Linked DNA regions of Homo sapiens: region 1 is linked to region 2. The links are chromatin loops, found by intact Hi-C in ENCODE. Cell type or tissue: ovary. All regions are shown on one strand. Links, peaks and the distances in the headings refer to the core of each region. The heading gives the core; the rest is flanking DNA. Region 1 holds the start of SIGLEC8 (sialic acid binding Ig like lectin 8). Region 2 has its middle 11 kb from the start of SIGLEC14.

Evidence for each region. A loop is a pair of places that touch in the nucleus more often than their neighbours do. Peaks named below come from ENCODE experiments on the same cell type or tissue, not always from the same donor. Only the 100,000 strongest peaks of a DNase experiment are listed, where the experiment ranks them.
Region 1: a loop joins it to region 2, with 3 times the contacts of the local background. A loop is called at or near these places in 90 of 110 quality-filtered maps.

The regions. Positions count from the first base shown.
Region 1 is chr19:51,456,767-51,468,416 of GRCh38, reverse strand. SIGLEC8 (sialic acid binding Ig like lectin 8) reads left to right here and starts at 9,963. Exons shown (of 7, transcript NM_014442.3): 1 at 9,963-10,483; 2 at 10,678-10,956; 3 at 11,186-11,233. The coding sequence starts at 10,030. It also overlaps the pseudogene SIGLEC25P. RefSeq lists an enhancer at 4,452-5,200. In ovary, for the core only: no CTCF peak of the experiment used is centred there; a DNase peak (open chromatin) is centred at 6,506.
Region 2 is chr19:51,652,049-51,663,698 of GRCh38, reverse strand. No RefSeq gene overlaps it. Among named protein-coding and RNA genes, the nearest start is that of SIGLEC14, 11 kb to the right of the region's middle. RefSeq lists an enhancer at 6,481-6,590. In ovary, for the core only: CTCF peaks have their summits at 2,499 (motif pointing right) and 6,579 (motif pointing right); DNase peaks (open chromatin) are centred at 2,518 and 6,568; H3K4me3 peaks cover 309 bases.

The sequences.
Region 1 (11,650 bases), core at 2,411-10,410, 200 kb after region 2:
GAAGTTTCTCAGAGCTGGTGTGACTGCAGAGAGAACCATCCAGCTCAATGTCTCCTATGAGTGCTGGGCCAGGATGCCTGGGTTCCTGAGGGTGTGGTGGGGACAGGACAGCTGGAGCTGAGGACACTTGATATCCTGGAGGACTGGCTGAGCAGGGGAACAGGAAGGACACAAGCCCTGTCCCTTCTGCATGCCTTCGGCTTCTAGGAGGAGTAGGAGGAAATGCTTACCCTTATCTCCTCCCCACCTCCAACTGAAGGAAGTCCTCTCTTCCTGTCCAAGAGGTTCCACAAAACCTGACAACTAGTGTCTCCCTAGGAGATAGATCAGATAGGAGGGCACCTCTCTACATGCAGCTGTTACTGGATTGTTTGTAGGGGGGTTTTGGCTGTTGAGGTGTTTGAGTTCCTTGTATAGTTTGGATATTAATCCCCTGACAGATGAATAGTTTGCAAATATTTTCTCCCATTTTGTAGGTTGCCTTTTCACTCCGTTGATTGATTCCTTCGCTGTGCAGAAGTGTTGTAGTTTGACAGAATGTCATTTGTTTATTTTTGCTTTTGTTACCTGTGCTTTTGCGGTCTTATTTATAAAATCTTTTCCTAGACAAATGACCTGAAGCATTGCCCCTGTGTTTTCTTACAGTAGTTTTAGAGTTTGGGTTCTTTAATTTAGCTATTTGATCCATTATGAGCTGATTTGTATGTAGGGTGAAAGGTGGAGATGTAGTTTCATTCTTTTGCGTATGGGTAATTTTCCCAGCACCATATTGAAGAAACCGTCCTTTCCCTAATGAGTGTTCTTGGCATTTTTGTAAAAATCAGTTGGCAGTGGATAACATGAATTAATTTATGGGTTCTCTATTATGTTCCATTTGCCTGTGTACTGGTTTTTATGCCAGTATCATGCGTCTGGGTTGCCACAGCTTTGTGGTATATTTTGAAGTCTGATCGTGTGATGCCTCCAGCTTTGTTCTTTTTGCTCAGGATTGCTTTGGATATTCAGGTCTTTTGCAGTTCCATACAAATTTTAAGACTTTTTTCTATTTCTGTGAAGAATGTCATTGATATTTTCATAGAGATCACATTGAATCTGTAGATTACTTTGAATGGCATGGTCATTTTAACAATATTAATTCTACTCCATTTGTTTGTATCCTGCTCAGTTTCTTCCATCAGTGTTTTGTAGCTTTCCTTGCAGAGCTCGTTCACCTCTTTGATTAAACATGTTCCTAAGTATTTCATTGCTTATAGGTATTGTAAATGGGATGCTTTCTTGATTTCTTTATTAGCTAATTTTTTGTTGGCGTATAGCAACACTACTCATTTTTGTATGTTGATTTTGTATCCTGCAAATTTGCTGAATTCGTTTATCAATGCTAAGAGTTTTTTGGTAGTCTTTAGGTTTTTCTATAGGTAAGATCATGTTTATCTGCAAACAGAGACAATTTGACTTCCTCCTTCCAAATCCGGATGATCCTTGTTGTTTTGGTTTTTGTTTTTCCTCTTGTGTAATTGCACTGGCTGGAACTTTCAGTACTATGTTGAATAAGAGTGGTGAGAGTGGATATATTTGTCTTGTTCCACTTCTTAGAGGAAAAGCTTCCTACACTACTCCATTTACTATGATGTTAGCTATGGGTTTTTCTATGTGGTCTTTTTGGGGTTGAGTTACTTTACTTTCATAACTAATTTATTGAGAGATTTTATCATGAAAGAATGTTGAATTTTATCAGACCCATTTTCTACAACAATTGAGATGATCTTATAGGTTTCGTCCTTCATTCTGTTGACATAATGTATCATGTTTATTGATTTACATATGTTGAACCATCCTTAACATTCCTGGGATAAATCCCATTTGATTATGGTACATTATCTTTTTGGTGTTTTGCTGGATTTGGTTTGTTAGTATTTTTTTGGAGATTTCTATGTCTATATTTATCAGGGTTATTTGCCCGTAGTTTTTCTTTTGTGTTGTGTCCTTGTCTATTTTTGGTATCAGGATTATGCTGGCCTCACAGAAGGATATAGGACAAGTTCCCTCTGCTTCAATTTTTCTTGAACATTTTGAGAAGAATTTATGTTAATTCTTTAAATGTTCACTAGAAATCAGCAGGGAAGCCATCTAGTCCTGTTCTTTCTTTGTTGGGAGGTTTATTACTGATTCAATCTTGTTGCATGTCATTGATATGTTCAGGTTTTCTGTTTCTTCCTGTTTCAATCTTAGCAGATTCTATATGTCGAGGAATTTATCAGTTTCTTCTAGGTCTTCAAATTTATTGGCATATAGTTCATATATTCTTTCATGATCTTTTGTATTTCTGTGGTATCCGTTGTGACATCTTTTTCATTTCTGATTTTATTTATTTTCGTCTTCCCTCTTTTTTTCCTAGTTACTCTAGCTGATGGCTTGTTGGTTTTGTTTACCTTTTAAAAAATCCAACTTCGTGTTTTGTTGATCTTTTGTATTATTTTGTCTCAATTTGATTTGTGCTCTGTTCTTTATTATTTCTTTCTTTCTTTTCTTTTTTTTTTTTTTTGTGAGACAGAGTTTTGCTCTTGTTGCCCAGGCTAAAGTGTCATGGTGCAATCTTGGCTCACCGCAACCTCTGCCTCCTGGGTTTAAGCAATTCTCCTGCCTCAGTCTCCCGAGTAGTTGGGATTACAGGTATGCGCCACCACACCCAGCTAATTCTGTATTTTTAGTAGAGGTGGGGTTTCTCCAAGTTGGTCAGGCTGGTCTCAAACTCCCGACCTCAGGTGATCTACCCTCCTCAGCCTCCCAAAGTGCTGGGATTACAGGCATGAGCCACCGCGCCCGGCCCTATTATTTCTTTTTTTCTACTAATTTTGGGTTTGCTTTGTTCTTGCTTTTCTAGTTTCTTGAGATGCATTGTTGTTTATTTGAAATCTTTCTAGTCTTTCCTGTAAACATTTATTGCTATAAACTTACCTCTTAATACTTAATTTTCTCTGTCCTATAGTTTTTGGCATGTTGTGTTTCTATTTTAATTTGTTCAATGAATTTTTAAATTTCAATTTTAGCTTTGTTCTTCACTCATTGGTTGTTCAGAAGCATGTCGTTTAATTTTAATATATTTGTGTAGTTTCTAATGTTCCTCTTGTTACTGGTTTTGAGTTGTTTTCAACTATAGTCAGGTAAGATACTTGACATTTTGATAAACGATGCTCTGTTATTGGGTGCATATACATTTAACGTATACACGTCTTTAACAAACTGATAGAAGCCAGATACATAAATATTGTGTGAGTCAATTTATATGAAGCTCCAGAATAGAAAAAACTAATAGATAGTGATGAGAATCACGTAAGTGATGGCTGCAAGTGAAACACTGACTGGGATAGAAAATAAGAAAGCGCCAGGCGCGGTGGCTCACGCCTGTAATCCCACCACTTTGGGAGGCCGAGGCGGGTGGATCACGAGGTCAGGAGATCGAGACCATCCTGGCTAACAAGGTGAAACCCCGTCTCTACTAAAAAATACAAAAATTAGCCAGGCGTGGTGGCGGGCGCCTGTAGTCCCAGCTACTCGGGAGGCTGAGGCAGGAGAATGGCGTGAACCCGGGAGGCAGAGCTGGCAGTGAGCCGAGATCGCGCCACTGCACTCCAGCCTGGGCGACAGAGCGAGACTCCGTCTCAAAAAAAAAAAAAAAAAAAAAAAGAAAAGAAAGAAAATAAGAAAGCTTGGAGGGATGAAAAAAAGATTCCCTATCTTGATTGAGGACATAGTTACAGGGTGTTTACATTTGCCAAAACTAATTTAACTGTATGCTTACAATGTGTGCTTTTTATTATACGTAAGGTATGTCTTCATAAAGTTTATATGAAGTTAACGCTGTAGTAGATGGGAAAAATGCAATATAATCGTGATGAAGAGTAATGACTTTGGGTTGATATGGGCCCTTTCTCTCTCTGTCTCTCTTTTTCTCGATGAAATCGGCTTTATTTTCTCACACTTTACCCACTGCACACTTTCGAAACACTTCTTGCTACTCAACAATATTTTTGTGGCCGCCGCACTAGGATACAGGCGCACTGCGGGCAGAATTTTGGCCGTTTTTTTCTCGCCGCTGTTTCCCCCACGGCCTTTGGCTGCGCCCTGCTCGCTGCTCTGGGATGAACTTGCCTTTCAGGCAGCCCTGCCCATCTCTCACCTCCCAGCTCACCTGTCCCACCTGCCCGCGGATCCTCACCCTCTCCGCTGGGCTCCCACAGCCCCGTCCTCCCCGCTGGCTCAGCCCGGACCCCGCCAGGCTGTGCCCGCCTCTGTCTCCCCTGCCCGTGGCCGGTGCCCCTCCAGGCTCCGCCTCGCCCAGCCCAGACGCCCAGGCGGCTCCGCCCCATAGATGGGAGGCAACTGCCCAGGGTGCAGGGGCAGCGAGGGGCTGCGGCTGAGAGCCCTGCCCGGTCCTGGGGAGGGAGGGAGAGTGTGGGTGGAGGGGGCAGCCCTGCAGATGTCAGAGACAGGGCGGCAGCAGCACAGGTTTCCTCTGGTGAGGAGCCCTTCCCTTCCCTTTTCTCCTTCCATCCTCTGAGCATCCCATGTTACAGGCTGTCCCAGACCCCTGTGGGACTCTGCATCCACCGCGGTCCACACCGGGCTGTGCTCACAGGAACACATCGAATCCTCTCGACCACTCCATGGACTCTCTTGCCAGGGCCGCCTTGAGAAAGGAACACAGACCGAGTGGCTTCACCAACGCCTTTGTTTTCCCACCCTTCTGGAGGCTGGAAGTCTGAGACCAAGCTGTGGTCAGCGTTGCTTCCTTCTGAGGCCTCTCGGTGGCTTGCGGGTGGCATCTTCTCCCTGTGTCCCACGTGGTCTTTCTCCCGAGTATGTCGCTGTCCTAATCACACCTTTTTTTTTTTTTTTTTTTTTTTTTTGAGACAGAGCCTCACTCTGTCGCCCAGGCTGGAGTGCAGTGGCACCATTTTGGCTCACGGCAGCCACCGTCTCCCGGGTTCAAGCAATTCTTCCGCCTCAGCATCTGGAGTAGCTGGGATTACAGGCACATGCCACCACGTCTGGATAATTTTTGTATTTTTAGTAGAGACGGGGTTTCACCATGCTGGTCAAGCTGGTCTCCAACTCCTGACCTCAAGTCATCTGCCCGTGTCGGTCTCCGGAAGTGCTGGGATTACAGGCCTGAGCCACCACACTCCACCCCTAATCACCCCTTCTAATAAAGACACAGCTCATGTAGGATGAGAGCTAACAACTTCATTTTAACTTAGTCACCTTTTTATAAGTCCTCGTCTCCAAATATGGTCACTTTCTGAGGTGCTGGGGGTTAGGACTTCAGCATAGGAATTTGTAGGGGACACAGTTCATCCCTGACACCCCGTAAGTGTTGACATCCGACGATGCACAGTGCAGGTAAGCCCCCTCCCAAGACAGCACCGTGGGTTTTACAGAGCCCAGCTCAAGCCAGCAGCCATCCAGCTACAGAGCCTGTACCCCTGAACTCTCTCTGTGAGGCCTCAGCTGAGGAAGCCCCAGAGCAGTGTGGACCACCAGGAGCTCCTTACTGAGGGCAGGACTCCGAGTGACCCCTGAGAATGGTTAGGGCCAGACACGTGGATGCTTCGGGCCTGCCCAGGGACACAGAGCATGTTGGCCATGCCTGAGTCTGCAGAGAACGTCGCCTCCTCGAGCTGGGTTCTCCCTCAGGCTGAGGGGTGGGTGCTGTGATCCCTCCAGGGGACAGATGAGGAGACTGAGACTTGGAGGGAGAGGGCCCAGGACCCTCACACTCCAGAGCCAGGGCCTCCCCTAGCATCTTGGGCTCAGCCTTGCTCCCCATGCTGGGCTCACAGGGCCTCGGCTGTGCAGTCACCACCAGGCATGCTGGGCAGGGGGCACTGAGAAGGTTAGGAAGGCTGGGGACCACCTGTGGGGCCGCATGCTCACAGCACCTCAGAGTCCTGGTCCCGTCCACTCTGCCCGAGTATACCTGAGACCGCACCTTCTAGCTGCACAGGGCCCTCGGGGTTCCACAAGCCCTGCCTGTGTTTCAAGCATCACAGCCCTTACTAACAGGAGCTGGGGTGGCCCAGGGCTCCTCTGCCCCCTCGTTCATTAGGGAACTTCCCAAGGAAGGAGACAGAGTCTGTCACACTCTCCCCTTTGCCTCCATCCCCCTGAAAGGAGGAGATGCTCCTGATGTGGTGATTGTGCTCATTCATTAAACATCACCTCTCCCGCCTCGGGGGACCCCTCCCCATCTCTCATGCCTCGTGGTTCCTCCGCCAGCCCCTCCTGAGTCCCAGCTCTGGCAGGACTGACCCTCCCGAGCACCTAGAAGCTGTAATGGACAGGCAGTGCCTGCTTCCCTGGTGTGGACAGTGCTGTGGGAGGGAAAGGCTGTGGGCAGAGAGCCTGCAGCTGTGGGTCGGGGCCTCCCTGCTGTGTGTGGCCCACACTGAAGACCCATCCGGAGAGTAGAAATGGCCACTCCCCAGGAGCCCTGACAGCTCTGGCAGTGTCGGGGCCAAGGTCCTCTTTTGTGGTCAGTTATTTTTCTGATCTTACCCCCAGGCTTCCTGTGGGGCCCTTCTAGGGCCCTGCGACACCAAGGCTCACCCTAAAGAAGCTCACGCTGCAATAGCTGCTGCCCCTGCTGTGGGCAGGAGAATGGGCCTCAGGGAGAGGAACCATGGGGCTGGGCTGGGCTGACCCTCATTTCCCCACAGGGGATCTGGCTCAGGATATGAGATCCCGGCAGGAAGCCCCAGAGTTGGTGCAGGTGCAGGAGGGTTTCTGTGACTACGCACTGCTCCATCTTCCACCCCTGTGGGTACCTGTCTGACTCCAGCCCTGTCCAAGGCTACTGTCCCAGAAAGGGGACATTTCCATCAGGATCCTCAAGTGGCTGGAAGCAATCTAGTTGGAAAAGAGCAGGAGGAGACCCAGAGCCAATTCCACCTGCTTCAGACCCCAGGCCAGCACCTGCTTTCTGGACGTCAGAGACACACAGAGGCGAGATGCAGGGACAGACCTCTTTAGGGAGAAAAGGGAGATCTATGTGAATGTAATTACAGAAATGCTCTATGTGCATGTGAAGGGTAAGGAATGAGGTTATGAAAGGACACACGAATGGGGGTTCCCAGGGCAGTGAAGCTGACACATCAAATTAACTGTCACACTGCCCAAGGAGGCAGTGCTCAGCTCATACACAGAAACACACAGGTACACACAGACACTCCCTCTCCCTCACACACAGGGTCTCTCTCTCTCTGTCTCTCTCTCTCTCTCAATCACACACACACACACACACACACACACACACACACACACACCCAAGCATTGGGCATTCTGGGTACTGAGATGCGCTGTGTCCTTCCCTTTGCCCTGGGAAGCTGGGTCTCCCCTGAAAAGGTGAATGGCGCTAGTTGTCAGGTCAAAGAGACCCTGGGACATCGTCTTAGGATGAGAGAACTATTTGGGATGCCATTTTATGGATCCCTTGCCTGTCACTGTATGTGTCTCTCTGGGCCACCTGTGTCCATGTGGGTCACCAATCCCCATGTCAGGATTCAATGATTCTCTGCTCCCTAAGGCATAGCCCGTGGTGTCCCACACGCCCTCCTTGCCGTCCAGCAGGTGAACAAGTGAGCGGCTATCGTGTCTCCCTATGAGATGGGCCAGTGGTCAGCGTCAATATGTGAGAGCTGCAACAGCTCCTGCCCCTACACGGACCCCTCAGGGCTGCTGCTCCAACTTCCCCCTTCCCTTGTGGTGAACTTTGTCCAGGAAGCAAACAGGGAAGGGGATTCTGGGAATTGTAGTTCCAGCCTGGCTAAGTTGCTGGAGAGCAAGGCCTGCACAGGAGTCTTCACTGAAGGCTTCAATTACCACTTGGGGACCATGGAAAAGACCTGTGCCATGGCTCGGCCCTTCTGACTATTGAGATACTGCAGCTGTCTCTACTGGGCAAGGATAGGAGGCCCAGGAGGGGGAAATGGCTGCAGAATGAGATACCAGCTACAAATGCAAGCATTGGTGATGGGGGTGGGAGTCGGCTATGCACACCCAAGCCCTGCACCTTCCCTTCTCAATTATCACAGCCGAATGATCTACTCCAGGTTATAAGTAATGAGGGGAAGATAGGAGACGGGCAGATCCATGAAGCTGAGTGGAAGAAAGTAGAGTTTGATTTTCTGTGTATACAAAGTCTTCAGAAAAACGTGCAAAAGCTTAGTAAATGCAGCCTGCTCAGATAATAAAACTATATAGAAAAGCATTGAGGCAATTTGCACCAAAGTGAGGCTAGGGGATCGTTTGGGAGGGAGTGGGGTGTGGCCAATAAGAAGGAGAAACAAATGAGCAGCGCTGGGGACTTTGTCAATGTGCCATTTCTAGGAGGGGGCTCGTTGTATGTAAATCACTGAGGTCTTCTTTGGGGGTTGTTTTTATCTATATTTCTTATATTTACCCCCCAAAAAATGTTTCAAGAAAATTGACCTGAGTCTAAGGAGGCTCCGCCTCCCAGGATCCCCCTTAACTTCTTCCCAGCCCCCAGCCACACAGTTTAAAATAATCTGTTGAGGCCAGGCACGGTGGCTCACACCTGTAATCCCAGCACTTTGGGAGGCTGAGGTGGGTGGATCATGAGGTCAGGAGATCCAGACCATCCTGGTCGACATGGTGAAACCCCGGCTCTACTAAAAATACAAAAATTAGCTGGATGTGGTGGCGTATGCCTGTAATCCTAGCTACTTGGGAGGCTGAGGCAGGAGAATCGCTTGAACCAGGGAGTCAGAGGTTGCAGTGAGCCGGGATCGCGCCACTGCACTCCAGCCTGGCGACAGAGAGAGACTCCGTCTCAAATAATAATAATAATAATAATAATAATAATCATCATCATCATCATCATCATCATCATCATCTGTTGAATTCAGGTGCACATTTCTTCTCTCAAGAAATCCTGCCCATCGCTGAAGGTGCACACCCCAGGGCTGGTGTCCTCGTTCCATGACACCTGTTCACCTGGACCCCTGGAAGCAGAGCCTGCAGGAGCAAAGCCCCAGGGCTGACAGACCCCGCCTGCTGTGCAGTAACCAGGGGAAGTGTGGCTGAGTAAGATACGGGTGGTGAAGAAACCCATTCTGATACCCAGATAGCTGCAACAAAGGGAGAAGTGTGTGCCCTTTTCAAATTGACCCTTTCCCTTCTGACATTTCTCCCTTCCAAACCCCACAGTACAACAGTTACAGCCTCAGTTTCCCAGGCCTCCTGCGAGCCAGGCTTCCCCCCGCCCCCCGTCCTTCGTGTGTATCAACATGCAGAATCCTCACCTCCACAGCCCCGTGTCCCTCTGCTCAGGCCTCCTGAGACTGAACCCCTGACCTAGGGGAGAACGACCCCACCTTGCCTGTGCCCCCCACTGAAGCTCCCGTCCTGGGGAGCTCAGACGTCAGGAGCCTCCGTGTCTCCCCTCTGCACAGTGACTCCTTGAGGACAGTGTCTGGCTCTGCTCTGTTGACCTCGTTGTGTAAAGAGGAGGTGCCCACTTCGTTGCTGCTGAGAGAGGGAGGAGAGGCTGCCTGCTCACCTCACCTGCACCCCAGTCTCTCATGGCCCTGAGTTCCACCTTTGGCTGGTATGACCTCCACAAACAGTGACAGCCCCGGGGGTGATTCAGGGGTCTGGCCAGATGGGACCCAATTTCACCTTGCAGAAAATGTTACCCAAATGGAAGGGCAAGTCCGGGAAGCAAGAAAGAGGTTGGGCCCTGCATAGGGTGGGAATCTGGATGAGTTTCTCACCCTCTCTGGCCTCAGGGTTCCCAGGAGTGGAAATGGGGTGGTGGACAGTGGATCTCCCAGGACTGACCCGGCCCTGACAGTGTCTGTGTGTGAAGTTCCTCCTCTGAGGAGGTCACTTTTCTGACTTCACCCCCAACCTCCTGCGGGACCTCCCCTAAGTCTTGAGACCTCAGTTTCTGAGAGAAGAACCCTGAGGAACAGACGTTCCCTGGCGGCCCTGGCGCCTTCAAACCCAGACATGCTGCTGCTGCTGCTGCTGCTGCCCCTGCTCTGGGGGACAAAGGGGATGGAGGGAGACAGACAATATGGGGATGGTTACTTGCTGCAAGTGCAGGAGCTGGTGACGGTGCAGGAGGGCCTGTGTGTCCATGTGCCCTGCTCCTTCTCCTACCCCCAGGATGGCTGGACTGACTCTGACCCAGTTCATGGCTACTGGTTCCGGGCAGGAGACAGACCATACCAAGACGCTCCAGTGGCCACAAACAACCCAGACAGAGAAGTGCAGGCAGAGACCCAGGGCCGATTCCAACTCCTTGGGGACATTTGGAGCAACGACTGCTCCCTGAGCATCAGAGACGCCAGGAAGAGGGATAAGGGGTCATATTTCTTTCGGCTAGAGAGAGGAAGCATGAAATGGAGTTACAAATCACAGTTGAATTACAAAACTAAGCAGCTGTCTGTGTTTGTGACAGGTAAGGCACGGGCTCCAGCACAGGCCACAGGGGAAGGTCATGAGGGGCTGAAAGGCAGGGCTGGGATGGGGCCTGGGAGGGGGTTGGGATTGAAATAAGTCGGTCTCCGGGGAGGAGCTGGACCAGAGCTTGAGCTTCCTCCAGGGCTGCACCTGAAATACCTCCTCCTGATCCTGTGTCCCCATCTTCACCAGCCCTGACCCATAGGCCTGACATCCTCATCCTAGGGACCCTAGAGTCTGGCCACTCCAGGAACCTGACCTGCTCTGTGCCCTGGGCCTGTAAGCAGGGGACACCCCCCATGATCTCCTGGATTGGGGCCTCCGTGTCCTCCCCGGGCCCCACTACTGCCCGCTCCTCAGTGCTCACCCTTACCCCAAAGCCCCAGGACCACGGCACCAGCCTCACCTGTCAGGTGACCTTGCCTGGGACAGGTGTGACCACGACCAGTACCGTCCGCCTCGATGTGTCCTGTGAGTGCTGGACCAAGATGCCCAGGTCCCTCATGGGTTGGGAGGTGTTCCTGAGGGCAGGGGATGGGGTTCAAGCCTGGACACTGGGTTCTGGGTCCCAGAATCTGGGCTGGGAGTGGGGTCAGGAGAATGCCGACTCCATTTTCCCTGTATTTGCAGCTCCTGGGAAGACAGGGCCAATGTCCCCAGTCCTTATAGTAATGTGGGTCTTCATGTCTTTCTGTCCCAGACCCTCCTTGGAACTTGACCATGACTGTCTTCCAAGGAGATGCCACAGGTAGGACAGAGCCCCCTCCCTGGGGTTGGGGGAGCAGGGCCTTCAGCTCAGGATGGGGCTGGGTCTCTCCTCATCCTGGAATCACTTTGGGAAACAGAGCTGCCACTGTGCGTGAGCCCAGGGCACAAGAGCCCACATCTCCAGCCCGCGTGACCATCTGAGCCCCTGTCCCCATCCTGTCCCTGCTCCCCTTAGACTCCTCCACACACCCCTTCCTTGGCCCCACAGCAAGGACAGGGTGACATTCACACAGCTGGATCAGACTCCCAATTTTTTTGGTTTTTGTTCGTTTTTATTTTGGGACCAGACTTTCAAGTTTCTTGTCAGGCATCTCCTGAATACTTCCTCTGTCTGATCTTTCTGTTTTCCCAGTAGTTTCGATCTAAGTACTTCTGCCCAGATGATACAGTCACATGG
Region 2 (11,650 bases), core at 1,983-9,982:
TCTGTCTTGCTCTGCCCCACCTGTTGGCTTCAGGGTTCTATTGATCAGAAAAGGAAAAGAAGTGGTGAGGAGGAAAAAGAAAGGAAGAGGTGAGGAAAGAAGAAGAGGAGGATGGAAATGATGAAAGAGGAGAAGAAGAAGGACAAGAAGAAGGAGGAGGAGGAGGAGAAAAGAAGAATGAGGCCGGGCGCGGTGGCTCATGCTTGCAATCCCAGCACTTTGGGAGTTCAAGGCAGGCGGATCACAAGGTCAGGAGTTCAAGACTAGCTTGGCCAACATGGTGAAACCCTGTCTCTACTAAAAATACAAAATTAGCTGGGCGTGGTGGCACATGCCTGTAATCCCAGCTACTTGGGAGGCTGAAGCAGGAGAATCGCTGAACCTGAGAGGCGGAGTTTGCAGTGAGCCAAGATCATGCTACTGCATTCCAGCTTGGGTGACAGAGTGAGACTCCATCTCAAAAAAAAAAGAAGAAGAATGAGGAGGAGGAGAAGAAGAGGAAGAAGAAGAACGAGCAGGAGGAGGAAGAGAAGAAGTAGTTTTGAATATATATATATATATTTGGATTATAGATATAGATGTATATAATTTTTTTTGAGATGATGTCTCACCATGTTGTCTAGGCTGGTCTCGAACTTCTGGCCTCAAGTGATCCGCCCACTTTGGCTCCCCAAAATGCTGGGATTACAGGCGTGAGCCACTATGCCCAGCCTCTGGGTATATTTTGAATGTAGAACTGAGAGGATTTCTGACTGGATGCAGGGTGTAAGAGAAGGAAGAGTGATAAAAAAGACTCCAAGATCCTTGGTCTGAGCAGCTGGAAAATGGAGTTAACATTTACTGAGATGAGGAAGAATGTAGGAGGAGCAGGCTTGGAGTGGGTGTCCAGAGTAAGGTTTGGACACGATGAATTTGAGACGCAGAGTACATATCCAAACAGGCAATTAAATGTATGGATCTAAAGCTGCAAACTGAAGACTAGAATGAAGATGTATATTTGGGACTTATCAATGTTTGATAGTATTTAAAACCTTTGGACTGGATGAGATTGCTTTGGGAATGAGTGAAGATGCCAAAGAGTAGTGATCGTAGGACTACGTCCTGGGGTGGCGGGCAACATAATGTTTTACATAGAAGCATTTAACTGCTTTTGGCTTTGTAGATTAGGTAGACAGGTAGGTAAATATAATATATATATAAATCTAAGATTAAATATAATATATGTAAATCTAAGATTATAAATATGTAATTTTAGATTAAGCAAATAATCTTATATAAGGGAATTTTGGGGGAAAAGTTACTATATTTTATGACATGCCCTTTCGACATCTAACAAAATGATATCATAGTCTCTTTTAATCTATACACAATTTATTTTAATAGATTTTCTAATATCCAATCATCTCATTATTCTTAGGTAATATCCATTTTAACATGGCTTATTTATTTGTTTGTTTATTTATTTTTAAAGAGATATGAGTTTTTGTGTGTGTGTGCGTTTTAGCCTCCAAGACCTCAGAAAGACATGTGGTCTCGCTGTGTCACCCAGGCTGGAGTGCAGTGGCCCCAGCATAGCTCACTGCAGCCTTGAACTCCTGGGCTCAAGCAATCCTCTGACCTTAGCCTTCCGAGTAGCTGGGACTGTAGGCTGTGCCTCCACATTCAGCTGGTATTTTAAAAAAAATTACTGGAGGTTTTTATCGCTAAATTCCAAATATTTGGAATTTCCATGTCAATATTCATAGGGAGATTTGTCTATATACTTTTCCTTTTCTGTATTACCTTGTTAGGTTTTCATGTTATGTGATGCTCGCTCTGTACAAACAATTGTGAAGCTCTTTATTTTTCTCTTTCGTTTACATTATATCAGAATTGTCTGTTGATAGCTTGAAATAATTTAATATGATCCTGTCTGTGTATATTAAAATTGTCAATTGATTTAATACGTCTCTCCTTGAGAATATTTTTTTGTAATTTACATGTTCCTGAAAAATCATCAATTTATCCCGAGTTTTCTAGTTATTAGCAAGAAGTTAAATGAAGAATTCTCCTGATAATCTGACTCCTTCGGAGAACCTTCCCTTTCATTACTTCATTCTTTGATTCTTTCCCTTTCATCCTGTGCGATTTTCCTGAACTTGGACTCTGAACCACTGGCTTTTGTTTTCTGTGTGCCAAGTATTATATTTCACGCCTCTAATTCAATTTTATTTTTTCATCGTCATCATCTCCTTAATTATTTCTGCTAGATTTTCTCATTTTATTTTTATTCTGTTCTCTTACCATTGCTTATTATAATTTTACCAGAAAATTTAATTTCCTTATTAGCAGCAAGCTGCTAATCTACCATCTCTTTTGTTTCATACTATTAATTAAAATAATTTTTCAATTATTTTTATGCTATATTGTTTTTCTACTTTATTACTTGTTATTAAACTGTGTTGGCAGAGGGAGCTGGAGCATCTCAACTGGAGCTCTCCATCTCTCCGCAAGTTTCCTCTGAACAAGTGGACCTTGTCCAGCAGGGGGCACAATTGGACGTGGATTGGCTCCCGGACTCTGCTTGAGAGGGATCCACCGTGAGAAATGAAGTTAGAGAGTAAACCCTTGGCTAGAGGAATTGTTTTTTTCTTGAGAGGGGTGGGGGGGCGGGGGGGGTCTCACTATATTGTCAAGGCTGGTCTCGAACTCCTAGGCTCAAGCGATCCTGCTGCCTCAGCCTCCCAAAGCGCTGGGATTACAGGCTTGAGCCACTGCACCCAGCCTGGCTAGAGGAATATATACATATACATATACATATACATATACATATACATATACATATACATATACATATACATATACATATACACACACACACACACACACACACACACACACACACACACACACATATATATATTGAGACAGGGTCTCGCTCTGTGGCCCAGACTGGAGTGCAGTGGCGCGATCTCGGCTCACTGCAACCTCTGCCTCCCAGGTTCAAGCAATTTCAGCTAGACGAATTTTTATTTAATGGCTCAGTGCATCTGTTTTCCCAGGAATTACACAGTCGAGTCCCTACAAGAGAAAAGCAGGTATAGAAAATAAGTAGGACTGGGGTAAGATAAATAATGGGAGTGGGACATGGTGGCTTCTACCTGTAATCCCAGGGCTTTGGGAGACCGAGGCGGGAGGATCACTTGAGCCCAGGAGTTTGAGACCTGCCTGGGCAATACAGTGAGACCCCACTTCTACAAAAAATAAAAAAATTAGCCAGGCATGGTGGCACACACCAGTGGTCCCAACTACTCAAGAGGCTGAGGCGGACGGATCACTTGAGCCCAGGAGTTGGAGACTATAGTGAGCTATGATCGTGCCACCACACTCCAGCCTGGGAGACAAGAGCAAGACCTTGTCTCAAATGACAACAACAACAACAAAAAGATAAACAATGGGGCAAGATATTGACAAAGCTTTGTCAGTCTACTTGTTTTGGCCTCAGCTCAGGGGAGACCATAGCCCTTGGTGGGGAATGCAGCATAGTAAAGAGGGGCAGCTCCTGCTTCCCTGGGCTAATTGCTGTTACGTGGGCATGCAAGATAGTCAGTTATTTCAAGAGAAGTTAGGCATTCAGATTACTGGGAGAGAGCTCCAAATTTTAAACTGTGATCCATGAATTAAAAATATTTTTTAAATGGCTGGGCGCTGTGGTGGCTCACACCTGTAATTCCAGCTCTTTGGGAGGCTAAGGCAGGAAGATCGCTTGAGTCCAGGAGTTAGCTGCAATGAGCTGTGCTCGTGCCACTGCACTACAGCCTGGGCAACAGAGCGAGACTGTTTCTTAAAATAAAAAAATTAAAACACTATGTATACATTGAATACAACTATGAACTAGAATTTTATTGGTGAATGGTACTGAAGTTACTGTATTTATGTGGCATGGACTTCCAGTTATACTGAATAGTGAAAATTGAACACTTTTTCCCTAAGATCAAGAAAAACAAGGATATCTGTTATTACCACTTTATGCAACATTGTAATAAAACTACTAGCGGGTTCAATGAAGCAGGAAGAATAAGAGGCACAGTGATTGGGAAGGAAGAAGCAAAATATAATTGTTTTCAATGACAAGATAACGTACATAGAAAATCCAAAATATCCTCTAATTGGATATAACTATGAGAATTTAGCGGAGCAGCTGCATCCAAAGTCAACATACAGAAATCACTTCTATATCTCTGGTAGCAACTATCAGAAAATTAAACTTAAGATACAGTATCTTTTAAAATAGCACCTCAAATCACAGTATTCTTAAAAGTGAAACTAACAAAATGGTTCCAAGACCACTACACTGAAAGCTGGAGCACATTGTTGAGAGGAATTAACATCCTGAATAATGGCAAGCTACACCATGCTGATGAGTTAGAACATTTGATAATTTTTTTTAATTTTTATTTAATTTTTTATTTTTTGAGACGGAGCCTTGCTCCGTCGCCAGGCTGGAGTGCAGTGGCATGATCTCGGCTGACTGCAACCTCCACCTTCCAGGTTCAAGCAATCCTCCTGCCTCAGCCTCCCGAGTAGCTGGGACTACAGGCATGTGCCACCACGCTTAGCTAATTTTTGTATTTTTAGTAGAAACAGGGTTTCACCATGTTGGCCAGGCTGGTCTCGAACTCTTGACCTCAAGTGATCCACCCGCCTTGGCCTCCCAAAGTGCTGGGATTACAGGTGTGAGCCCCCGTGCCTGATCAGAACATCTGATAATTTAAAGAAGTCAATTCTTCCCCAAATCAGGAGCCCAGGTGCTGGGGCCTGGGAGTGCACAGTGCTTTTCCTTCCTAGACCCATCTTGTTACTGGGGGTCCTGGTCACCCTAGAAAGGGGACTGTTTCCTGTTCCAAGTCATGAAGCTAATATGTGAAACCAACAGTGAGTATTGAGCAGTGCAGGCTTCATTCAACAGCTACAGGATTGGGGAAGTGGGAGCTGGGCTTACAAATCAACTTCTCAGCTCCTGAGAACTGGGAAGTTACAGATATAGGGTATCATTCTTGAAGGGGCTGAACGTTAAGAGCAAGGGGAGGAATATTCGTGCTTTGTCTTGGGAAGGGATGAAGATTTTCTTTTTCTTTTTTTTTTTTTTTTTGAGACGGAGTCTCACTCTGTCGCCAGGCTGGAGTGCAGTGGCACAGTCTAGGCTCACTGCAACCTCTGCCTCCCAGGTTCAAACGATTCCTCAGCCTCAGCCTCCTGAGTAGCTGGGACTACAGGTGCGTGCCACCACGCCCAGCTAATTTTTGTATTTTTAGTAGAGACAGGATTTCACCATGTTGGCCAGGATGGTCTCGATCTCTAGACCTCGTGATCCTCCCGCCTCAGCCTCTCAAAGTGCTGGGATTACAGGTATGAGCCACTGCGCCCAGCCCTGCTGCCTGTCTTTTAAGGACCCTTGCAATTACATTGAAGGTCCACTTAGGTAATTCAAAATGATCTCCCCATCTTGAGAATCTTAATCACACCATCAAAGTCTCTCTTGCCACAGGTCACATTCACAGGTTCTAGGAATTAGGGTCTGTATAGCTTTGCAAGTCATTATTAAACACGCTGCGATTAAATATCCGTCTTTTAGGGGACCTGTGCCTCTGGGTTATGGCATTCACAAGTGATTCTCAGCTTCTCTCCATTCATTTCAGGTGAGACAGGAAGTCTAGAATGTGCCGTGCTGGATTCAGGAGAAAATCTCCTCCTCCTCGTTCCTCCTTCTCCTTCTTTTTTTTGAGATGGGGTTTCTTGCCATGCTGACCGGGCTGGTCTTGAACTCCTGGCCTCCAGTGTTCCTCTCAACTCAGCCTCCCAAAGTGCTAGGATTACAGGCACGAGCCACCATGCCCGGCCAGGAGAAATCCCTTCTTCCAGGTGGGAGAAGGTACCAATAAATTCTTTATCCCTGGAGAATAGGCCTGTGTTGGGGAGAATGCTCTGGGTATACTTAACAACAGTTACTCTTCCTTCTCCCTACCAGGGCTATGGGCTAGGGGGCCTTTCTGGGCTCTTCACTGGTAGAGTTACTGGAGGTAAAATCCACGAAAGTGTGGGGACTCCTAAGACTGACACCTGTAGAAATTTATCATTCTTGAGCTAATTGTTACCCAGCCTGCAGCAACTTGTCAGAATTACCATGCAAATGTCTTCACCAGTTAGTGACTCCAGCAGCTTCTGCCCTGTGTAAATGGATCTCATTAGTAACTCTCTGGATTTGCCAGTGTCTCCAGACTTGGGGATGGTAATTCACTGTGTTACTGCAGTTCTTTAGACGTGTCTAAGAAAAGCTGTTGATTCTCAGTTTGTTCAGCCTTTTCTTGTTGTAAGAACAAAAGTGACAACTTCGAAGTTCTTCTCATGTCCGAGCAGAGACAAGAAGTCTTATTCTATTTTATTTTCCTTCTTCTTCTTCTTTTTTTTTTTTTGTTGTACATTTCCGTTGGAGGCTTGGCCTTGCGCATTAATACTTTGGGAATGTGTCTCTTCAAGTTTAACGTCTGTAATGTGCCAAAAATGCTGAGCTCACTGGGTCCAGCAGGGGGAGCCCTTGGGCTTTGGTTTCCTTTTCTTTCTCAAGGGAGCTTGACCTCTGCTGATGAGCCAAAAAGAGAGACATCCGATATCTTTTGTTTGGTAGGTCCAGTGCCCCTGAATCAAACCTCTGCATGGTCAAGGCAGTTACGGCAAATGAGGGAAGTGGATTTGTGTAAGGAAAACAACTGGGCAAGTATTCCGACAAATCGCACCTGGACTTTGGCTTTAGTAGAGGGAGATGATAGCACATGGTGGGGAGTGCGTCAAAGTAAAGGTGATTGGTTCTTGCTCAGCCTCGGCTGATCGCTACATGTGAGGATACCACATCTTCCTATTTTCCAAGAAAGTCGGGGCTTTCATGTCAGTGTGAGATTGTCTTCCAATTTTTTCTTTTTCTTTTTCTTTTCTTTCTTTCTTTTCTTTCTTTCCTTTCTTTCTTTCTTTTTCTTTCTTTCTTTCTTTCTTTTCTTTCCTTCTTTCTTTTCTTTCTTTCTTTCTTTTTCTTTTCTTTCCTTCTTTCTTTTCTTTCTTTCTTTCTTTCTTTCTTTCTTTCTTTCTTTCTTTCTTTCTTTCCTTTCCTTCTTTCTTTTCTTTCTTTCTTTTTTTTTTTTTTTTGAGACAAAGTGTCGCTCTGTCTCCCAGGCTGGAATGCAGTGGCATGCTCACTGCCTACCAAATAGCTGGATTTACAGGCGTGTGCCACCACACATGGCTATTTTTGTATTTTTAGTAGAGACGGGGTTTCGCCATGTGGGCCAGACTGGTCTTGAACTGCTGACCTCAGATGATCCGCCCACCTCGGCTCCCAAAGTGCTGGGATTACAGGCATGAGCCACTGTGCCCGGCCCAATATTTTAGTGGTGTAAATTAGTTAAATATTTCCAAACCATCCCAGTCAAACAAAATGCGAAGAGGAGCCAGACCCTGCCTGCTCACTGGAAGCCAAGTCAAGGGGAGAGGGACTTTTCTTTTCTTTTTTTTTTTTTGAGATGGAATTTCACTCTTGTTGCCCAGGCTGGACTGCAGTGGTGCGATCTTGGCTCACTGCAACCTCTGTCTCCCAGGTTCAAGCGATTCTTCTGCCTCAGCCTCCCAAATAGCTGGGATTATAGGCATGCACCACCACGCTTGGCTAATTTTTTTTTTTTTTTGAGATGGAGTCTTGCTCTGTCACCCGGGCTAGAGTGCAGTGGCGCGGTCTCGGCTCACTGTAAGCTCTGCCTCCCGGGTTCATGCCATTCTCCTGCCTCAGCCTCCCGCGTAGCTGGGACTACAGGCACCCGCCACCACACCTGGCTAATTTTTTGTATTTTTAGTAGAGACGGAGTTTCACCATGTTAGCCAGGATGGTCTCGATCTCCTGACCTCATGATCCGCCCGCCTTGGCCTCCCAAAGTGTAATTTTGTATTTTTAGTGGAGACGGGGTTTCACCATGTTGGTCAGGCTGGTCTCGAACTCTTGTCCTCAAGTGATCCACCTGCCTCAGGAGAGAGACTCTTTACAGGTGCCTGGTGTCTTCTTCAGCCTTGATGCCACCACTGTTCAAACATGTATCCCATCCTTCCTGTGGTCTATACCTATGCTAGTTGGAGTCCTTCATCATTTCCTGTCCATACTTCAGCTTCACAACATTGTTTCACATTCTCAGACGCGGGCCGGGGGAGGGGGGTGGGGAGGTTCTGCCTTTGTTCTCAGTTCCCCTTCCCTACCTTCAATGATGTCCACATGATGGTGATACCAAACTGATATCCTCAAGGATTTTTGCATTGTGCAGGGTGCAAACCAGAGATCCCCCAATGCTGCACCCTTCCAGGATTTTAAAGTCTAAAGGAAATAAATGGAACCCAAGCCACAGAAGTACAGTGAATCCCAAACTTCCCACCCTGTACATTATTTGGGAAGATTACGGTAGATAACGGTATTCTCCTAATTGTCATTTGCACAGTGCTGTTCTTTCCTCCTGACATGGGAACAAACACTTCCTTCTTGCATTCCTCGGTCCTCTTAATCCAGTGATATTGTGTAAAACATACAGAAAGTTTGGGGAAAGCAGTAGTGAATGGTCCCAAAAGACGTGTCAAAAATGCTGAGCTCACCAGGTCCAGTAGGCAGAGCCCTAACAGAGCAACCTACATGGGACATTAATCTCCACCATCCATCTCCACGCCACAGAACCTGGTACCGGCTGTATGTCTGCTGTCACCAGGCTGCTGGGGTCCCATCTATCAAAAGAGAACACCAGCTCATGTCCCCACCACTTCCATTGCCATCAAGACCAGGACATTTGCTGTCTTTTCTCTCTCAGCCACAATCTTAGGATTCACATTATTCTATTATGCAGAGAAAATTTAGCCTGTTCTTCAGCTCACCCTCCAGGCTAGTCCTGGGCTTACTGTTTAGACACCCAAAAAGGTGATCGATTTGTTTTGAAAAACAAGTATATAGGTCTTCTCCCTGAAATAAATTTTGTATCTCTTTTTGAATGTGGAAAATTGCTCTCCTACCCTGTGAGAGCCTGAATATACATGCAGAAATGGCCAGATCATATATAAAACTAGAACTCTGACTCCTAATTTGCAGCAACCAGCTGTGAAAAGCCAGCCCATCATCCACAGTCACCAGCTCAGGAAGCCAGGCTACTCTCTATAAACCAGACTTGTCTCTGGTAACCTGTCCAGGAAGCTAAACAATAATCCCTGTAACGATTGGCCCTAAATTGGCCTGGGACTTGATTAATAACTGACAGCTTCCCTAATTTCTGTCCCCACTTTCTACTTAGGACCAAATCAGAGAAAGTGGATATGGTTTCTTAACCCAATCATGTAGGATTACCTGCTTCTAGCTGGCTCACCTACAGCTTCCCCAGGCCAATAGCCTCCAATCAGGACACACCTGAAGTTTTCTCTTTTCCCCACTATGAAGCTCTCCCACTCCACTGCCTGCCTGTGAGTCTCTGCCAGAACACAAATAATGGTGGCTGACTCTCTTGTCATAGCAAGAACTGAATACATAGCCTTTCCTTGTTCTCATTTAGTTGTTCTTTATTTTTACAACTGGTTTTGATTATTTTAATTATTAATTAATAAATTAATTAATTTTGGAGACAGGGTTGCATCTCTCTCTGTCGTCCAGGCTGGAATGTAGTGGCATGATCATAGCTCACTGCAGCCTTGACCTCTGGCCTCAAGCAATCCTCCTGCCTCAGCCTCCTGAGTAGCTGCAACTACATGCATGCACCACTACACCTGGCTAATTTTGTATTTTTTAATTTTAATTTTTAGTTTAATTTTTAAGTTTTTAAATTTTTGTGGATACATAGTAGGTGTATATATTTCTGGGTTACACAAGATATTTTGATACAGGCATGCAACATGTAACAATCACATCAAGGTAAATGAAGTATCCATCACCTCATGCATTTATCCTTTGTGTTATAAACAATCCAATTATACTTTTTAAGTTATTTTAAAATATACAATTAAATTATTTTTGACTATAATCACCCTGTGGTGCTATCAAATATGAGGTCTCATTTCATCTTTCCAATTTTTTTGTACCCATTAACCATCCCCACCTTCTCCCCTCCCCCATGCCCTCTATCCTCCCCAGTCTCTGGTAACCCATCCTTCCACTCTCTATCTCCATGAGTTCAATTGTTTTAATTCTTAGTTTCCTCCAATAAGTGAGACCATGCAAAGTTTGTCTTTCAGTGCTTGGTTTATTTCACTCAACATAGTGACCTCCAGTTCCATCCATGGTTATTGCAAATGACAGGATCTCATTCTTTTTCATGGCTGAATAGTACTCCCTTGTGTATAAGCACCACATTTTCTTTATCCATTCATCTGTTGGCGGATATTTAGGTTGCTTTCAAGTCTTGGCTTTTGTGAACAGTGCTACAATAAACTTGGGAGTGCAGATATCTCTTCCGTATACTGATTTCCTTCCTTTTGGGTATATGCCCAGCAGTGGGATTGCTAGATCATATGGTAGCTCTATTTTTAATTTTTTGAGGAATTTCAAAATTGTTCTTCACAGTGGCTATATTAACTTACCTTCCCGCCAACAGTGTACAAGGATTCCCTTTTCTCTACACCCTTGCCAGAATTTGTTATTGCCTGTCTTTTGGATATAAGCCATTTTAACTGGGATGAGATGACATCTCATTGTAATTTTGATTTGTATTTCTCTGATTATCAATGATGCCAAGTACCTTTTCATATACCTGTTTGCCATTTGTATGTCTTCTATTGAGAAATATCTGTTGAGATCTTTTGCCCAGTTTTTGGTTGGATTATTAGATTTTGTCCTAGAGTTGTTTGAGCTCCTTACGTATTCTGGTTATTAATCCTCATTTGTAAATTTTTTGTAGAGACAGGGTCTCATTACATTGCCCAGGCTGATCTTGAACTCCTAGGCTCAAGCAATCCTCCCACCTTAGCCTTCAGAACAGTTAGGACTATAGGCACATGCCACCAGGCCTGGTAATTGACTTTATGTTGATGGCTGTCACAGAGGGTCTTGTTATAAGGGAGGGGCACATGTCAGGATCTTTCCCAAAAGTCATGGAAGGGTTGTGAACTCTGAAATTGAGATCAAGTCTCACAGGGAGGCTTTTGGCAGCTTCAGGGTCTGACGCAGAGTAGCTGAGGGGAAGTGGAACACAGTGGCTAGGGGAGAGGTTATATCAGGCAGAACTCTTTGGGGTGCAAGCAAGATCAATCTAGCTCAAATGGGCCTATTGGGAAATAAAAGCCAAGCATTGGCCCACTTAGCCGAAAAGTTCTGAAGTACACCGGCTTCAGGCACAGCAGGTTCCAGAATTGGTTGATGTCTCTAAAATCCTTTTTTGTCGTTTGTTAACCCTAGAGTTCTTCCTTCCTCTGTTGACTTTGTTCTCAGGCAGCTGCAGGCTTACATTTCTTCCACCCAGGGATGCCGGGAGAAACTGAACAGCTATTTTTCCTGAAGGTGTGGCAAAAATCCTGGAACTTGGATCTTTAGAGGCAATTGGACACGGGCTTGTTCTTAAAATTGGCCGCAGCATTGTTGGTGATGAGCTATGTCAATTGGACAGTGCTCCCTGCA